Regions from separate parts of the Homo sapiens genome. Here region 2 is linked to region 1. Evidence: read pairs that join two places in POLR2A ChIA-PET (ENCODE). Cell type or tissue: MCF 10A. All regions are shown on one strand. Each heading gives the region's core, and the rest is flanking DNA. Links, peaks and the distances in the headings are about the cores only.

Region 1 (9,591 bases), core at 2,817-7,816:
CTATCCGTTGGTAAATGGATAATCAAAATCCATAGAATAGATTACCACTCTATAATAAAAATGAATGAACTACTGATACACTAATTAATCTCAAAATTATTATCCTAAGTGAAGGAAGCCTGATGCAAAAGGCATACTGATGATTCCATTTATGTGACATTTGAAAAAAAGGCGAAACTCTGGGGACAAAAAATAGTTTAGTCATTGCCAAGAACTACGGATGGAGAAAGAGATACACTACGAAGGGGCAGGAGGGTGTGTGTGTATATATACACACACACATATATATAAATGTATGTATATATAAATAAATATAATTTTCTATAAAAAATATATTTCTATATTATATATATATATATAATTTTTTTGAGACAGAGTCTTGCTCTCTCACCCAGGCTGGAATGCAATGGCGTGATCTCAGCTCACTGCAACCTACATCTCCAGGTTCAAGTGATTCTCCTGCCTTAGCCTCCTGAGTAGCTGGGATTACAGGTGTGAGCCACCGCGCCCAGCCCAGGAGGGTTTATTTTTGGAGTAACAGAAATGTTTCATATCTTGATTGCAGTAGTTATTACACAACTGTATATGTTTGTCAAAATTATCAAACTGTATACTTAAAATGGGTATTTTTATTATATGTAAATTATACCTCAATAAATACTTTTATAAAAAAGCAAAATCAAAAGAAAAAATATTCCATTTCTGCAGTTTACAATCTTGTGCAAATTATTTAACTTCTCTGACCTCCATCTCATCTGTAAAACTTACCACACTTGTACTCCCAAAGTCTTTGTATTCTGTAGCGTGTTCATTTTTATTGCTGTGTAGTAATCCATTATGTATATATAATACCTTTTATATATCCATTTTATTTCAGTTGTTTTCAGTTTTTGACTATTACAAGTAGTGTTGCTATGACATTATTGTGAATGTCTTTGACATACAAATATTTGATAACATGAATATGACTACCAAGAGGTAAATATTACCCCTGAGCTCTCATTTCCATATGACTGGTGAACTCAGATAATATATCACACAGCTAATTAGGCCAAGGTACTGACCACTGAAATTCCCTTTGGCAGCTTGTGTTATTATTACTGTTTTGAGATTTGGATACATTCTTCATATCTTCCATTAAATTTCCATCATGTTGCTTAAGCAGAGCCCTATTCCCCACCCCGACCCCTAGAACCTTCCCATCTGATACATGGCTTTGATGTACACATTTCTGATCTTGAGTCCCCATTAAGACATTCACCAAATCTTGGAGCTCAGCTGCTACTTGGATTCCCATTGGCCTATACCATAGCTACAGAAGTTTCCCCTTCAAAAACTGGGGACCTATACAACCCCTTTGGAAAGATGCTTGTCAATATCTATAAAAAAGGAACATAAACATGATCCAATAATCCCACTCTTTGCTGTATACTCATCAGAAATGTATACATATATTCATGAAAAGATATTCATAGTAATGTTCATAGCAACACTATTTGTCATATCCAAAAACTGGAAACAACCCAAATAGAATGAATATAAAAGGTGTTATATACACATAATGGTTTATTGCACAGCGATAAGAATGAACAAACTACACTGTGCAATAATGTGGATAAATCTCACAAATATAACAAAAAAGGTAGACACAAAAGAGTACATATTATATGACTTCATTTCTGTAATATATAAATACAGGGAAAGATACTATGTGATGCTAGAAGTCATGATAGTGGTTACCCTGACAGGAAGGGGTGAATAATGACTAGAAGGGGCTAGAGGGATCTTCTTGGAGTCTTGGTAATATTGCTTCTTGATATAGGTCTTTTGTTCAGTTTATGAAACTCATGGGACAATAAATTTATGAATTGTGTGCTTTTCTGAATGTTACCATAAAATGGTACAATACTTCAATTTTAAAAGCATATGTAAAAACCATAAAATATTTAATATATTTACATTAATAAATAAATTCATGGTTAAAAAGCATATGTAAAAACAATAAAATATTTAAAATATTTACATTAGCAAATAAATTCATGGTTCATACAACCTCCCCCTGCCTCACTCCATTCCTTTAGCCACATAGTGTGAGATCATATTCTCTCCCCAAACTGATCAATCTGATTTAAATAAAGCAACCTTATAAAGCAAGTCCTCTCCATTCACCAAAGTTCATGACTGACACAGATGCCAATGGACCATGGCTGTCATGGTTGCCAACATTCAATCTAACCTAGTTTTGAAAGAGGTTAGAAGTCAAACACATGAATTAAAATGAGTCCAATATATTTCCAGTGTATATAAATAATTTTTTAACGAAAAGGATCAGAACCAGAAATACGCTTCTAATGCCTACCTAGAATTTACTTTCTCTTAATTGGGAATCGTCGTATCTTAAATTTCCAGGAGTTTTTAAATGTTTTTTGTTTCTTTCCCCATGAATTAACAAAGCCAATTTAAGGGTAATTTGGACTCTAGCATTCATGTTTTGTTTTTTGTTTTGTTTTGTGTTTAATTTGTTTTTTGTTTTGTTTTGTGTTTACTTGTCTTGTTTTGTGTTTAACTCTAGCATCCATGTTTTGTTTTTTGTTTTGTTTTGTATGCTTGAGATTTACAAACTGATGGTATGAGATACAAAAGGTTTTTAGAGGGAAGAAAATTAATATATATATATAACTTCATATCGTTACTTTTTTCTATGACAAGAGCTTCTAAAAAATCTTAACAAAAATCCTGAATACAATACAATTTTATTAACTATAGTCCTCATATTATGTTAGATCTCTAGACCTATTTGTCATACATATCTGCTACTTTGGATCCCTTGACCTACATCTTCTCGTTTTCTCTCTTCAAATCCCACCACCCCTAGTAACCACTGTTAATTTTCTGTCTTTGTATATTTGACCTTTGTTTTTATATCCCACATATAAGTGAGATCATGCATTAATTTTCTTTCTGGGTCTGGCTAATTTCATTTAGCATAATGTCCTTGAGTTCAATCTATGTTGTGACAAATGGTAGGATCTCCTTTTTTAAGGCAAAATAATATATACATGATATTTATATACCAATATATAATCTCACATTTTCTTTATCCATTTGTCTGTTGATGGACACTTTTTATCAGTTGTTTCCATACCTTGGCTTTTGTGAATGACAAATGCAATAAACCTGGGAATGCAAGTATTTTTATAGGGCTTGGTGATTTAATTTCCTTTGCATATATACTCAGAAGAGGGATTCCTGGATCATATGACAGTTCTATTTTTAATTTCTTTAGTAACCTCTATAGTGTCTTCTATAATGACTGCGCCGAATTACATCCCTACCAACAGTGTACTAGGGTTCCCTTTTCTCCACACCCTCACCAACATTTGTTATCTCTTGTCTTTTTGGTAATAGCAATAGAAGCCTTTTTTTAAGGCCTAAAAAATAAAAGAAGCATATAACATTTCTCTGTGAATTTATAAGCTTCATTCATTAGCAACATGCTGAGTTTAATAATATCAAGTAATAACATGGCCCATTACCGAGGATTTTAGTTTTTCAGAATAACACACATAGCTATATTTGCATCAACCTTTTGGGCAAAACTCATAAAACGGTATAACATTGCCTTGTTGCCAGATTCAACCCATTTCCCAGCAAACCTGATAGTCGAAGACTCTGAAGACACTTTAAATTTAGATTTGTTAGAAAATAGATTTGGACACTATTTGATATATCCACACTCCAGAGAGAATTCTAAATATACTTTTGAATCTACCACTTCCCATTCTAGTCTCAGTGATGATTCCCACTTATATTATAAAGAGCATTAGCACAAAAATGTAACCAGACCCGTAAGGCTAAAGATTGTCTACATTTGTTTTCAAAGAGGCTTTGACATCTCCAGTTACATACACATTGGATACACCGCTGCCCTCTGCCCAGAGGAAATACATTTCCAGACTTGATTCCCACAGATGACACATACAGATTTTGCTTCACCTCCAGTCTGACCTTTATTTTGAATTCCCTTGCATTAATTAGCTTGAGGCATTTTTAGGAAAACTAACAAAGAGCACACTTCCTTTTCTTTCTTCTTTTCCTTCTCTTCTTTCCCCAAACATTTATTGAGTACTTCCTATATTTCAGACATAGGTAATACAAAGACAAGTAAGACACTGACCTACACTACTATAAAATTCCTACCAAGCTACCAATTTTAGACAACTTGAGTTTCCTTAGCATCTTGGAATCTGACTCTGAGTTAGTTTCTGATGAATAACCTGCACTTCTTTAAAAACCCAGCTTTGCTACAGACCTTTGCCTATTAGACTACAGCTGAAACAAAGGGCAAGGATTCCTCCACTATGTTCTTTAGTACTCCCAACACCTCCTTGACCATCCCCTTCTCATTCACTCCACCCACTGACTTTCATGGCCAAGTTGGTAAGGTGATTTTACTAGGAATCCCAAATGACTAGAAATAGCCATGCATCTTCCCAGAATCCCCAGAGCAATTTTTGTGCTGAGATTTTCTGATGACTGTATTTCACAGATGAGGACCGGGGATTAGATGCAAGGCACAGAAAGCCAGCACTGACCCAGGAAGAACCTTAAACCATCTGATCCCTACTTTGGTGCTTTTCAACTTTGTTCTAGAATATTTATGGGGATTTGTCATTGTAAAGATACAGTGATGAGGGAAACAGCCTTTAATCTCTTAGTAACTATAAAATCATAAATAAATATGCTATAACTATCCCAACTGATTTTTCCCCCAATCAATTTTCAACTTGATTTCATTTCAGGGTCAACGCTGAGAGTCATTTTATATGCAGACAAAGTCCTTTATTGCAGAATTTACTGCTTCTCAGTCTCTCAACGAGCTTACTAGTCCTGGATCAGAATTTCAATTGTGCTAACACTAAGGGCTACATTTTTTTCTGGTTAGGTAGCTGGCAATTAGTACTAATAATATGAGAATTGTGACATATCCTTACATTCTTCCAGTAGATTGATACCTACCTTAAGGAAAAAGCAGTGCTGGTTTTATTAAAATTTGAGGTGTTCTTCCTAAGCTCAGGGTATATCTGCTTATTTCATAAGACACAAAAACAAGGTATCTTTCTGCAGAAAGTGAGACAGTTATTTTAAAAATAAAACTATATCTGCTTCTATTGTTTGGTATTTCAAGTAAAAGTAATGTTTTAAGCCCAATTATTTGGATAATTGCCCAAAGAACTATTTACTGTAAGATGTGTGTGTGTGATCCTATGAAAACAAAAAAAAGTACACATTGTAATTTTTAATTATTCAATACATGGTACTTAAAAGTCTACCAAAAACGAATCCAGTTAAAAATAAACCAAATGTGCATAGAAAATAATGAGGGAAAGTGTGGTTAAGATTTTATCTTGAAAAAGGAAACTAAAAATTTTGAAATTTAGATCATTTTATCTAACTATTAGTAAAATACAAATTATAATTGCAACTAGGCTATAGAACACAAGCAGGCAAACTCTAGCCTGTGGGGTAAATTTGCATGGCCTAGAAGCTAAGAATATTTTTTAGATTTTCAAAGGATTATTAAAAAATATATATATATGACAGAGACTATATATGGCCCACAAGATATCATTCCATCATTCCTTTTTTGTATTATACATTTTTTGTTGTTTCTGTATCTTTTTCCTTATAAACTTTATTTTTATGTACTTAGAGGATACTGTGCTTTATGTAATCTTCTGGAACTTCTTTCACTTAATATTATATTGCTAACACTTATCCAGATTGTTGTGTGTTGATGAAGTTTATTTTTTAAGCCACTGTATCATCATTCTATGGTGTAAATATGCCACTATTTATCTACTCTCCCATTGATGGGCATTTTTCCAGATTTTGCAATTGTTGAGAGATTGCTCACAACATTCCTACGCATGTTTTATCCAGTGAGAAATTTAATCTTAGTCATATACTTAAGAATGGAATTGTACCCAGGTCCATAGATTATATAAATTTTTCCTTTAGGAGATAACACTAGACTATTTTTCCAAAGTGGTATCCCATTTACACTCCCACTAGCAATATGAAAGAGATTCTTTGGATCTACATGTCTTCAACAGTTGAAATTGTCAGACTTGTCAATTTTTGGCAAACAAGTGATATCTATGTGGTTTAAAATTGAACTGTCTTTATCACTATTGGTATTGAAAATCTCTTCCTATATGTATGGGACATACAAGTTTCATTTTCTGTGAGATGACAGTTTATGACACTGGCTCATTTTTCAGTTTATGTTTTGCTTACTGATTTCTAAAAGTTCAGTATATATTATTGATACAAATCACTTATTGTGTGAATTGTAAATATCTCCTCCCATTTTGTAAATTGTTTCTAAGGTTACTTTTGATTAATTATTAATAATTTTAATACAGGCATTTAAAATTTTTTTCTATACTCAATAATTTTTTCCTAAGAAATCTTTCCCTACTTAAATATCTAAAAAATAGTTACTTTATTTTCTATAGAGTTTTCAAATTTTGTTTTTGAAATCTGAGTCATTTATTTTCTAGTAATAGTTCAATTTTGTCTTGACTTATAAGTTAATTTAGGGATCCAGTTTTATCTTTTACTATATGGATAACCATTTTTCCAGCTCCATGATATGACATGCCACCCCTATCATATATCACTTGTGTCATATGTGGATCTTTTTCTGAGCTCTATATTCTATTCTGCTTGTCAATTCATTCTTGGTTGTATTAAAGCCACACTGCCCTAATTACTATAGCTGCATACTAAGCTTTGCAGGCAAATCTCCGCTTCTTATTCCTTTTTAGAAGTGCTCTGTATACTCTTGGCTAATTTCACTTTCATATGTATTTTAGAATTATTTTACCAACTCTATTTGAATTTGGATTAAAATTAAAATAAATCTATTTCTTAATTTGGAAGACTCGACATCTTGCCAATATTAAGTTCTCCAATCCATTGATTGGTGTGAAATATTTCTTCAGTTATTTATGTCCTCTATTAAATCTCTTAATAACATTTAAAATTTTTCCCTGTGGAGATCTTACACATCTTTTGTTTATTTTATTCCTAGGTACTTGATACTACTCTACAATATTGTAAATTATAATTTCTCTTCAATTATCAGTGCTAAACTTTTTCTTTCTTTTTAAATTTTGTTTTCTAATTATTGGCTAGATAGAAATGCAACTGACTTTTGGATACATCGATCTCCAGATTTTGCTGAACTCTTTTTTCTAATTATTTTAGAAGCTTTTGGGTTTTCTTTGTTTAGAAAATCTGAATTATGAGTTTTGTTCCTTCTTTTCTATCCTTATTTATCTAATCTATTTTTATTTTCTTCTGATGCTGTCTAGGAACTCCAAGGCAATGTTCAATAAAAGTGGTAAAGTGGACATGCTTATCTCATTACTAATTTTAAAGGGAATGCTTCTAGTCTGCTCTAAAATTTTTAACATTTTTATTACATTTAGAACTTTTTCTTCTCTTCATAATAGGAATTTCATCATGATTTGGTTTTGAATGTATTGTAACAGACTTTTTCTTCATCTATTGAAATGAACTTTTGAGATTTCTACTTTAAACTTTTAATGTGATAAATAACATTTATGGATTTTCTAATATTAAACTTGTCCCACATATATGAAATCAACCCATATTGATCATGGTATATTATCTATTTTATACATTTCTGAATTAGATTCCAGAATAATATTATAGTTTTATTCTTGAGTGAAACAGGCCTTCATAATAGGCCTATTTCCAGTAGTTTCCTTTTCAGGCATTCTTCTTTTATAACATAATAAGAGCTATAAGTATAGCAAAGAACAGCTTTTGCTACCCCAAATTTTAATTTACATAGTTTTCATTATACTTCAGGTCTATGTCATTATGAATTTCCATTTTTAAAATTTTCCTTAATCTGTACTTTATTTAGTGGCACAGTACTAAGTTTGCATTTGTGGAGGCACTGCCAATTCACCTTTGTGTCATTAACTTCCAGCTTAATTGCTAAATGATCATAGAGATCATGGTTTCTAAACACCGCATATTCTCACTCATAGGTGGGAATTGAACAATGAGATCACATGGACACAGGAAGGGGAATATCACACTCTGGGGACTGTGGTGGGGTCGGGGGAAGGGGGAGGGATAGCACTGGGAGATATACCTAATGCTAGATGACGAGTTAGTGGGTGCAGCGCACCAGCATGGCACATGTATACATATGTAACTAACCTGCACAATGTGCACATGTACTCTAAAACTTAATAGTACCCGTGATGGCTAATATTGAGTGTCAACTTGATTGGATTGAAGGATGCAAAGTATTGTTCCTAGGTGTGTTTGTAAGGGTGTTACTGGAGATTAACATTAGGGTCAGTTGACTGGGAAAGGCAGACCCACCCTCAATCTGGGTAGGTACAATCTAATCAGCTGCCAGCGAGGCTAGAATAAAAGCAGGCAGAAGAACACAGAAGGACTAGACTGGCTAAACCTTCGGCCTTCATCTTTCTCCTGTGCTGGATGCTTCGTGCCCTCGAACATCAGACTCCAAGTTCTTCAGCTTTTGGATTCTTGAACTTACATGAGTGATTTGCCAGGGGCTCTCAGGCCTTCCAACACGGGCTGAAGGCTGCCATATCAGCTTCCCTACTTTTGAGGTTTTGGAACTCAGACTGGCTTCCTGGCTCCTCAGCTTGCCGACAGCCTATTGTGGGACTTCAGCTTGTAATCTTGTGAGTCAATTCTCCTAATAAACTCCCCTTTATATATACATCTATCCTATTAGTTCTGTCCCTCTAGAGAACCCTGACTAATACAGTACTGATTCTTTGAAATTTATTGATTTTTTTGCCTAATACATGACTAATTATTAGAAATGTTTCCTATACATGTGAGAAAAACATGTAGTGTTTAAGTTTGGATTCAGAACTCTATGTAGCTATCCATTTGGGTCAAGCTATTTAACACTGACTTTTTTACCCTGAAATGTACAGTTTTCTGCTCTAATCTTTATTATTTCTTTTCTTCTACTAATTTTGAGTTTGGTTTGCTTTTACTTCCCCAATTTTTTAAGATACATCATTATGTTGTTTATTTGAAGTTTTTCTTTTTTGATATAGGCACTTACAGCTATAAATTTCTCTTAGTACTATTTTCACTATATCCCATAGGTTTGAGTATGTTGTGCTTCTATCACCATTTGTTTCAAAAAATTTTTCAATTTTCTTCTTAATTTCTTTAATGACCCCACTGGTCAGTCAGAAGCATATTGTTTAATTCCCATGTCTTTGTATCGTTTCCAAAATTCCTCTTGTTATGGTTTTCTAGTTTTATTTTATAGTGGCCAAAGAAGATGCTGGATATTATTTCAATTTTTTGAATGTTTTGAGACTTGTTGTGTGATAACATATGGCCTACCCTTGAAAATGATCTATATGCTGAGGAGGAAAATGTGTATTCTGCAGCTGTTGGATAAAATGTTCTGTAAATATCTTTTAGATCCATTTGTCCAATAGTGCAGATTAAGTCTGACGTTTCTTTGTTGACTTTCTGTCTGGA
Region 2 (9,591 bases), core at 1,820-6,819, 760 kb before region 1:
TAAAAGCTATATGTTGATAATAGGTATGAAAATAAATTCGAAAACTTGCTTATGTTTAACACCCAAATGTAAAAAACTGCTACTTCCTTATACACTTGGTATGCTATTTTTAAAGTCCCCAGAAATAGGCTGAACATGATCTCAGATATGCTTTTCTTAAAATGCAGAAGGACAAATTAGCAGGAAGGGGTCAATTTAGATCCCATGTCACTCCCATAAACCACTAAGATTCTCAGAACGCAGGAAATCCTTATTTCATCCTGTTTTGGACACGTGAGATATGAGGACTTCCCAACCATAGGGTACATATAGAATCTTGCAGATTTAGGTGAGCCACAGAGGTTCATATCTGACAGAAGCAGAAGATTTCACATAGCATGGTTGCAAATTCAGCCCATATGTTCACCATAAAACACCTAAAGGATACTTAAGAACATTACTGCTTATAATATGTGTTCAACAATAACCTGGAAATTACTATGTATGCCAAAGTGATTCGATAACATGAGATTATTATCCATAATCCAAAAACTGAAAAGTTTAACCAGTGATTTAGTCAAACAAAATACAATTATATTTTTCTCTGGAGACAATCATTAGATAAAAGGGCCAACTATTTGCTAAGACCACACACAGACTGAGACCATAAAAGCATTATCTGCACACAAGAGGTTAATTGTTTGTTCTCAATATCAAGTTGCTAGAGGGGTGAGGGTGAGGCTCATACATTCAGTTCAGCCACAGAGATGTCAGATTTTAATGAACAATGTTTTTTTAAGGAGGGCCAGCATACAAACATACTTTATTCCCCTGAAAATTATTACTTGATTAATCCAGAGGCCATTTCCACTGATCCTGGGCTTTGGGACCTTATGGCTGTTCTGTAGGATTTACTGCATGCATGTGACTATTAAGGGATGAAGAGGAGGAGGGGCCAAACAGCTTTGGCCGAGTTCTGAGGAAATTCAAAGAAACAGAAAATAATTTGATATTGCTCCTCACAAGTTTCCTGACAAGGCGTTAAAAGGGTATCAATAATATCTTGTAGAGAAGAGAAAAATGTGTCAATGAGTGAGGATGGATGGTTAACAAGGCAGAAAGAAATGGAACCAGTTTGCTGCAAGAGTGGCAAGAGGAATAAACCCTACAATTCCCAGGGCACAGCAGAAGAGAGGAAATTGATTTAACTTGATTTAGTCCACTCCAAATTCAGCTGCGGCCAAAAACCATGATGGTGGAGAGATCCTATGGTCCACAAGACAGGGTGGCAGTGGGGACTTGGCCACACCCTGGCACTGAGAGGTGGGCCTCTAGCTGGGACGTCAGCAGTTCTGTGAGGCATCAGAGTGAAGGTGTGGTGCAAGGGTGGGAGGGACAGGCCTCTAGGAAGGGTCTACTTGTGTGCCCAGCCATGCATTCCTGGGAGTCACTCTACAGAGGATACTCAGCTGTCACAGAAACATGGCAGAACTGGAAAGGTGAAAAATGATGGAGAGAAACTGCATGTCTTTGAAGTCCTTGGGGAGCACACTCCTTATGGCTGAAAGGGGTATTTCATAAAATGCTCAAGAGCGAGACCCCCAAGGGCATGCTCAAGTCACAACAGATGTTTGCTGAAGTGACTTCTAAGTCTTGTGGACTGAAAAAACTGTAAAGTTTATTGCTAAATGAAGTATCCATGTAAGGGACTGGAGCTGAATTGAGGAAAGCATTTCTTTAAAAAAATGTTTGTGTCCACATTCTAGAGAATACAGCATGAAAAGGGAAAAAGGGGTAACTTTGCAGTGGAGGCACCTGACAAATATTGCTTCAACCAGGTCATGAAGGTCAACATCAACAGTGGAAAGTCACATTGATAGCATGTACCCCTGACGTGATATAATAAAAATAGCACAATACCTCTGTGGTTTTCCTTCCAAAACCCATAACCCCAGTTTAATCATGAGAAAAACATCAGATAAGTCCCAATAGATGGCCATTCTACAAAATAACTGACCAATAATCCTCAAAACTGTTAAGGTCACCAAAAAGAAGTAAAGTCTGAGAAACTGTCACAGCCTAAGGGGACCTGATGACTTAATGTAATGTGGTATCCTGGATAAAATCCTACAACAGAAAAAGAGGTAGAAACTAAGAAAATAGGAATAAAGTATGAAATTTAGCTAATAACAGTAATATATCAATATTGGTTTATTAATTGTAACAAATGTACCATGCTAATGTTAAATGTGAATAGGAGAAACTCAGTGAAGAGTATATGGAAGCTCTCTGTCCTATCTTTGAATTTTTTCTCTACATCTAAAAGTGGTCTGAAAATTGAAGTCTATTAAAATGTGTATGTCTGTATATCACTCACAAATATAAATATTAAACAAACATTAAAGGAGATCTAAGTCATTAACTTACCTCTCACTTATTTATGCAATTACAAGGACTGGTAAATCCTCTTTCTAAATGTCCTTTGACAATTCCTTTTTCCCTTGTCCCTTCTCTCTGTACCCTCACGCAGGCCCTTAATATTTTCCCTGAACTTCTGCCATCTCCTTTTGATCACTGTCTGTGACTGCAGTCTCTGCTCCTTTCTGACCCGATGTGCAACAGTCATTTCATAATTCATTTTTTTTCTAGTGTTAATTTCTTCTTTAAAGGTTTCCCAGAGACCCCACCATCGCCCTCGGTAAAAAAGAAATTCCCCTGGTCATTTAATGCCTTCAAGGTCTGCCCAGACATTCTTCTGAGCACATTTCTATCATTTCTTATGTTAACCCATTGATGCTCTTAGTGGTTTTCAGGTTTTAAAATATTTTTAGTAAACAGAGCTTCGTTTTTTTCCAAATAAAAACTTAAGTAGAAATCCAAGTTACAGATCAGATAAAGACACTGCCATAGGATGGCCTGGATCAAGAGATAACCTCCTCCTGCAAGATCTGTTGAACATCATCTGAAAAGCTTGTTTCTGAGTCAGTGGACTTCTCACTGTTTGTAGCGCACTGGGTTCCCCTGCCTTCAACTCGAATGCTTTTTATTCTTGTTTCTGCCAGTGTCACAGTCTACAATGCCCTTCTCCTGCTTCTTTCTCCATTTGGTCCTGTCAAAGTCATTCTCGTTTTTCAAACCTCTCCTGACAGGGCTTCTCTGATTGCCCAGCCAAAAATAGTGTCCCACTCCAGTGGGGTTCTTGGCCCTTGATTGAACTTCTCTTATGACACTTAATGAATGCTGGCTGATCTGTGACAGAATTATTTGATTATACTTATCCTCCTCATTAGTCCATTAGTCTGTAAATCCTTTAAGGACAGGATCTATGGTTTTTCATATCTGTGAATTCTCCACAACAGCTATCATGATGCCTGTACTTAGCAAGCTTTCTGTTAGTGTTATTTGAATAGATGGGTGGATAGAAGGAATGCCCTGAGTTTACTTTGGCTTGAACGGATGTTTCTGCTTTTGATCCTTAGCCTGTTTCCGACTCTTGGTATCTGTTTGCTTCTTTTACATTCTCTTACTTCTTTTTTTTTTTTGACTAATGACTTCCTATCTGACCACTAAATATGCCAACTCCCCGTGTCCTGGGAAGACACAGGGAGAAATGGATCTCAAGAGTTATTAGACTGCATCCCCCTCTCTTCGTGCCATGCTCTTCACCCAAATTTGAGTCCAGTGCCTGGGGCATTACAGGTATTCAATATGTGTTTATTGAAATATTGACTAAAGGAGAATAATTCGAAAAGACAGCATTTTTTTAAAAAACAAAAGTAGACTGTCTTCATAGCCTGTGTTTCTGTTGAGACTAAGCTGCAGCAACTGTATAGCTATCCATAGAGAGAGATGTTAACTACTCTCAAAATGACTTAAGGCATTCCAATTCAAACTTGGGGCTGTCTGCTTGCTTCTAAAACTTAGTACCCATTTCTGTACAAACCTCTTATTTACACTGTGTCATTTAGCCTGGTTTTCCCCTTGAATGCTGTTCTTGATAATGATTCACAAATATTTATTCTTAATGAAAATGTTGGAGAAGAGTACAGAGTGTGATGTTTCCCAGACCCTGCAGACGGCCCTAAACACAAACCTCTACAGATGGCCCTAATCCTCTACAGACGGCCCTAAAAAATCCTCTACAGACGGCCCTAAACACAAACCACAGTGATCAGAGCTTTGCAGACTGCAGCAGGTGACTCAGTACGAGAGTATGCATGCTTAGAGGATTTTGCAATGGTAATGAGTTGAAGATAAAAAAGATTAAGGGAATATTTTTAGTGTGAGTAGCTAAATTTAAAATCACATAAAGGTTATAGCCTGAATTTCCAAACTTGTTCACCTGTTTTTCCCAATACAACGTGAAAGACAAAATGTCCTATCTCACACCACACACACACACACACACACACACACACACACACACACACAAAATAAGAATGGTATTAAAAATGCTCTCCTTTTTGTTGTTTAAAATGATATAAATATATTCACTGGAAAAGATTCAAATCTAAAAAAAACACTAAACAAAATGAGAGCATTTCCCTCTTATGACTGCTTTCCTTTCCAGGGCAACCACACTTCTGAGTTTGCTGGTTATCCTTTCAGTCCATTTTACATGGATGTCTCTGTTTGCCTATATTACATTATTCTAATATACATTATACATAGATTAGACTACATGTGTATCAGTCACAATTTACTTTCAGCTGTATAAAAAATAAATAACCCAAGGAGCACTTATCTTTATGAAATAATAAGCCGAAGACTGGTAGGAGATCCACAATGCCAAGAGAGACCCAGATTCTTTATATCTTTCCAATTTTACCATTAATTGTTACTTTTACTCATACGTTTGTTACCTTAGGACCCCAAATAGCTGCTATATCACCAGCATTTTTTCACCTTCCACGGAGGAAGAGTGGAAAGGACAAAGAGCAGTGATGACCCCTCACAACCCATCAGTCAGAATACTGCCACTTGGCCCCACCAAGGTGCAAAGGCGTCTAAACCACAATTTTTTTTAAAGCTGAGCACATTGTCTTCCTGAATAAGATCAGAGGTTTCTTTGTAAGAAAAACTGAAGCAATAGTTACTGATAGGCAACTACCATGCCTGCCATAACTAATTTTGCTTTTCCCACTTAATAATATACCCCACATCCCTTCTCATGTTAGTACATTTATCATTATCTTTAATGACTATCTGGTATGCTAGTATATGAATGTGCAACTTTTTGGCTATTTTCCTACTGAGGTATGTATCTATTTTTGCTTTTTTTCTCTTTTTTTTTCTAAGCAGTGCTGATATGAGAAGCCATCAATCTTAACTTTATATTTGTAATTTTGTTATAAATTTATTTTCCTTATAAAAGCTTCTCCTACTTCCTTGTAAAACCTTTTTCCTATTTCCTTATAAAAGCTTCTCCCAATTATATAAACTTCAGATCTCGCCGCACCTGGAACTTACTTCTAAATATTTTATAACCTGCTACTTTTATTTCTTGTCTTCTAAATACCTGATATTTTAGTTGTTGGTATTTCACATTTTCAAAAGAGGATATAATCATCATCATTAATAATAGTTAACACATATAAGTGTTAATAATAGTTACCACATTATAATAGTTAACACATATAAGTGCTAGGCATAGTTCTACATGCCTTATTTTAAAATTAATTTAGTTCTCACAATGACCCTATGGGATAGATACTATTACTGTTCATGTTTCACAAACTGAGAAACTGAACCACAGAATGAATAAGACATAATGCCACAAAATTACTGGCAGAGCCATTTTCTTCAGTTTTTCCTTTTTTAAAATCCCAAGCATATTTTCTTATTTAATGTAATGGTACATTAAAAAATTGTTGAATGTTGAAAAACATATAAACCTACCTCTTATAATTTAAATCTTAATGAGAAATAGCACAGGATGAGAAAGATACATTTTCCTCCGCTTGTTCAATGTTAATAATATAGAAACAAGTTATCCATTTGACATTATTGAGAAATCATATGTTCATATAAATAATTTTTTCAGATAAAGAGTGCTTCATGCTTTACGAACACTGGACTGGATTTTTTTTAAAGGTGGTACGTATACACCATGGGGTACTATGCAGCCATAAAAAAGAATAAAATTATATCCTTTGCAGTAACGTGGATGGAGTTGGGAGCCATTATCTTAAGCAAATTAATGCAGGAACAGAAAATCAAATACCTCACGTTCTCATTTATAAGTGGAAGCTAAACATTGAATACACATAGACACAAAAAGGGGAATAATAGACAATGGGGACTACTTGAACCTATCAGATACTATGCTCACTACCTAGGTGACTAAATAATTTGTATACCAAACCCCAGAGACTCACAATTTACCCATATAATGAACCTGCACATGCACCCTTAGAACCTAAAATAAAAGTTGAAAAAGAAAAAACACAACGCTTACTGATGCCTACGATAGTCACAATTCTTTTGGTTTCCTAGCCACGAAAGAATACAGAGGGGCAGGTGCAGTGGCTCACACCTGGAGCCCCACCACTTTTGGAGGCTGAGATGAACAGATTACCTTAGCTCAGGAGTTCGAGACCAGCATGGGTAACATGGCAAAACCCTGTCCCAACAAAAGATACAAAAAAAAAAAAAAAAAAGCCAGGTGTAGTGGTGCACTCCTGTAGTCCCAGCGACTTGGGAGGCTGAGGTGGGAGGATCACTTGAGCCCAGGAGGCAGAGGTTACAGTGAGCAGAGATGGGATCGCTGCACTCCAGCCTGGGTGTCTGAGTGAAACCCTGTCTCAAAAAAAAAAAAAAAAAAAAAAAAAAAAAGAATAGAGAGGTACTCATCTTGATATCAGAATTAGTAACTTATATCATGACACAAATTAAAATGGCCCCTAAATCACTGTAGTTTGAGAATAGGATTACAAGAAATATTCCTATTCAATGTTCTCTGAAGAAAATAAAGCCTTGAAAAAACTTGAAGATGAACTTTGTAGACTAGAAATATTAAAAAAATTAAGAAAAAGTTAGATATCTTATGAATGTGTAAATAGATGTAGATACTAGTCTATTTTCTCATTTCTATCACAAAATAAAAAAGTTGAAAGTTGTCAAAGCTTATAAACACAGACCATACAAAGTACCATTTGCAGTCAAGAGAAATGCCAAGATAGGTGAAGATGCGGTATTAAAGAATAACTGCATAAAATTAACTATAGTACCTGTTGTATTACTGTGACAATTTTGTAGCTTCCTCCTGTTGCTATTACTGTGAGCTCAAGTGTTGCAAGCATCCTTGTAAAACACTCTAATCATCTCCACAGGAGCAGCTGTCTTTCCAGTAAATTTTGTATTGCAGTAAAAAGTTCTTTCTTGCAGTTCTTATGTATTTTTCATCATGGTTAGTACAACACCACAAAATTTAAATAAAACCATGGGATCCATATGAAGTGCTACTAGTGATGCTGAAAGTGCTCCCAATAAGCAAAGTCATGACATTACAAGGAAAAGTTGAATTGCTTGATATTCACCATAAATTGAGATCTGCAGCTGCAGTTGCCCACTGTTTCAATGAAAATGAATCCAGGGTGATATAGTTTGGATGTTTGTCCTCTCCAAATTCCATGTTGAAACATAAACCCCAATGTTGGAGATGGGGCTTGGCAGGAGGTGTTTGCATTACTGAATGGATCCCTCATGAATGGCTTGTTGCTGTCCTTGTGATAATGAGTGAATCTTTGCTCTAAGTTCACCCAAGATCTGGTTGTTTAAAAGAGTGTGGCACCTCCCCTCCCCTCTTTTGCTCCCACTATGGCCATGTGACATGCTGGTTCCCCCTTCCCTTCTGCCAAGATTGGAAGATTCTTGAGGTCCTCCCCAGGAGCAGATGCTGGATCTATGCTTGTACAGCCTGCAAAACCGTGACCCTGTTAAACTTCTTTTCTTTATAAATTATCAGCCTCAGGTATTTCTTTATAGCAACACAAGAGCAGGCCAATATGTGGAGTAAGGACCATTGTAACAAAAAGGGAAAATTGTGAAGCTTTTGCTGAAGCTGCACCAACAGGTGTGAAAATCTTGTGCTTTTTGTGAAGTACTTCTTTTTTTCACTTCTGACTTACACGGAAAGTGTGAAATACCTTTTTGTTTCATATTGAAAATGCAGCTTTTATGCGGGTTCAGGATTACTATGAGAAAGATATACCTATAGACCTTAATACAATTCAAGAAAAAGCAATGTCATTATATGACAACTTCAAGCAAAAGGAATATGAAGGATCTAAAGCTGGAGAATTTAATGCAAGCAATGGATGGTTTGATCATTTTAGAAAGAGATTTGGCTTAAATAATGTCAAGATAACAAGAGGAACAGTTTCTGCCAACTATGAAGCAGCAAACAAGTTGCTATTAAGAAAATCACTGAAGAGAAAAGGTATAGGCCCAAATACATTTTTAATGCAGACCATAGTGTCTTATTCTGGGGAAAAAAATGCCACAGAGAACATTTATTGGTAAGAAAGAAAGGCAAGCATCAGGATTTAAGGCAAGATGGGATAGGCTAACTGCACTGTTTTGTGCAAATCCAGTCAGGTTTATGATCAGGACTGTTTTTATCTATAAAGCTACTAACCCCTGAGTCTTGAAGGGAAAAGATAAACACCAGTTGCCAGTCTTTTGGTTGTACAACAAGAAGGCCTGAACAGAGAATCCTTTTTCTGGATTGTTTCCACTGATGCTTTGTCCCTGAAGTCAGGAAGCACCTTGCCAGTAAAGGACTGTCTTAAAGTTCTTTTAATATTGGAAAATGCCCTTGGCCTCACAGAGCCCCATGAGTTCAGCATCAAGGGTGTTGAAGTGGGTTACATGCTCCCAAATACAAGGTCTCTAATTCAGTCTCTAGATCAGGAGACCTCAAAGACCTGTAAGGCTCATTACACACAGTACTCTATGGAAAGGATTGTCAGTGCTGTGGAAGAGAATCCCAATATGGAGAACATCATGAAAGTCTGGAAGGATCACACATTTGAAGATGCCATTATTGTTATAGCAAAAGCCATGAAACCCATCAAGCCAGAAACAACAAATTCCTGCTAGAGAAAACTGTGTCAGAGGTTGTGCATGATTTCACAGGATTTATGACAAAGCCAATCAAGGAAATCATGAAAGAGATTGTGGATAAGGAAAAAAAAAAGTTGGGAGGTGAAGAGTTTAAGATATGGATCTTAGGGAAATTCAAGAGCTAACAGACACCACACCAGAGCAGTTAACAGAAGGTGAATCTCCAGCTAGTAGCTGGAGATGAGTACTTCCAAGCCAGTGCCAGATGATGAGGAAGAAGATATCGAAGAAACAGTATCAGGAAACAAATTGACAGTAGACAATCTGGTAGAAGGGTTCTGGTTATGTGATACTGCTTCCGTCTTATTTCACAACATGGCCCCTTCCATGATATGGGCACTGAAACTAAAGCAAACAATGGAAGAAGGGTTGGTACCATACAGAAATATATTTAGAGAAATGAAAAAGCAAAAAAATCCAGACTGATATTTTCATAAAGTTACACTGAGTGTGCCTGTCTCTCCTGCTTCCCTTTCTATCTCCTCT

Evidence for each region. ChIA-PET counts read pairs that join two places held together with the same protein. Peaks named below come from ENCODE experiments on the same cell type or tissue, not always from the same donor. Only the 100,000 strongest peaks of a DNase experiment are listed, where the experiment ranks them.
Region 2: POLR2A ChIA-PET joins it to region 1 with 6 read pairs; 1 of 35 experiments calls an interaction of 5 or more read pairs at or near these places.

Annotation. Positions count from the first base shown.
Region 1 is chr5:110,155,721-110,165,311 of GRCh38, reverse strand. No RefSeq gene overlaps it. Among named protein-coding and RNA genes, the nearest start is that of LINC01848, 280 kb to the right of the region's middle. In MCF 10A, for the core only: no CTCF peak of the experiment used is centred there; a DNase peak (open chromatin) is centred at 5,891.
Region 2 is chr5:110,911,138-110,920,728 of GRCh38, reverse strand. No RefSeq gene overlaps it. Among named protein-coding and RNA genes, the nearest start is that of TSLP, 160 kb to the left of the region's middle. In MCF 10A, for the core only: no CTCF peak of the experiment used is centred there; a DNase peak (open chromatin) is centred at 4,168.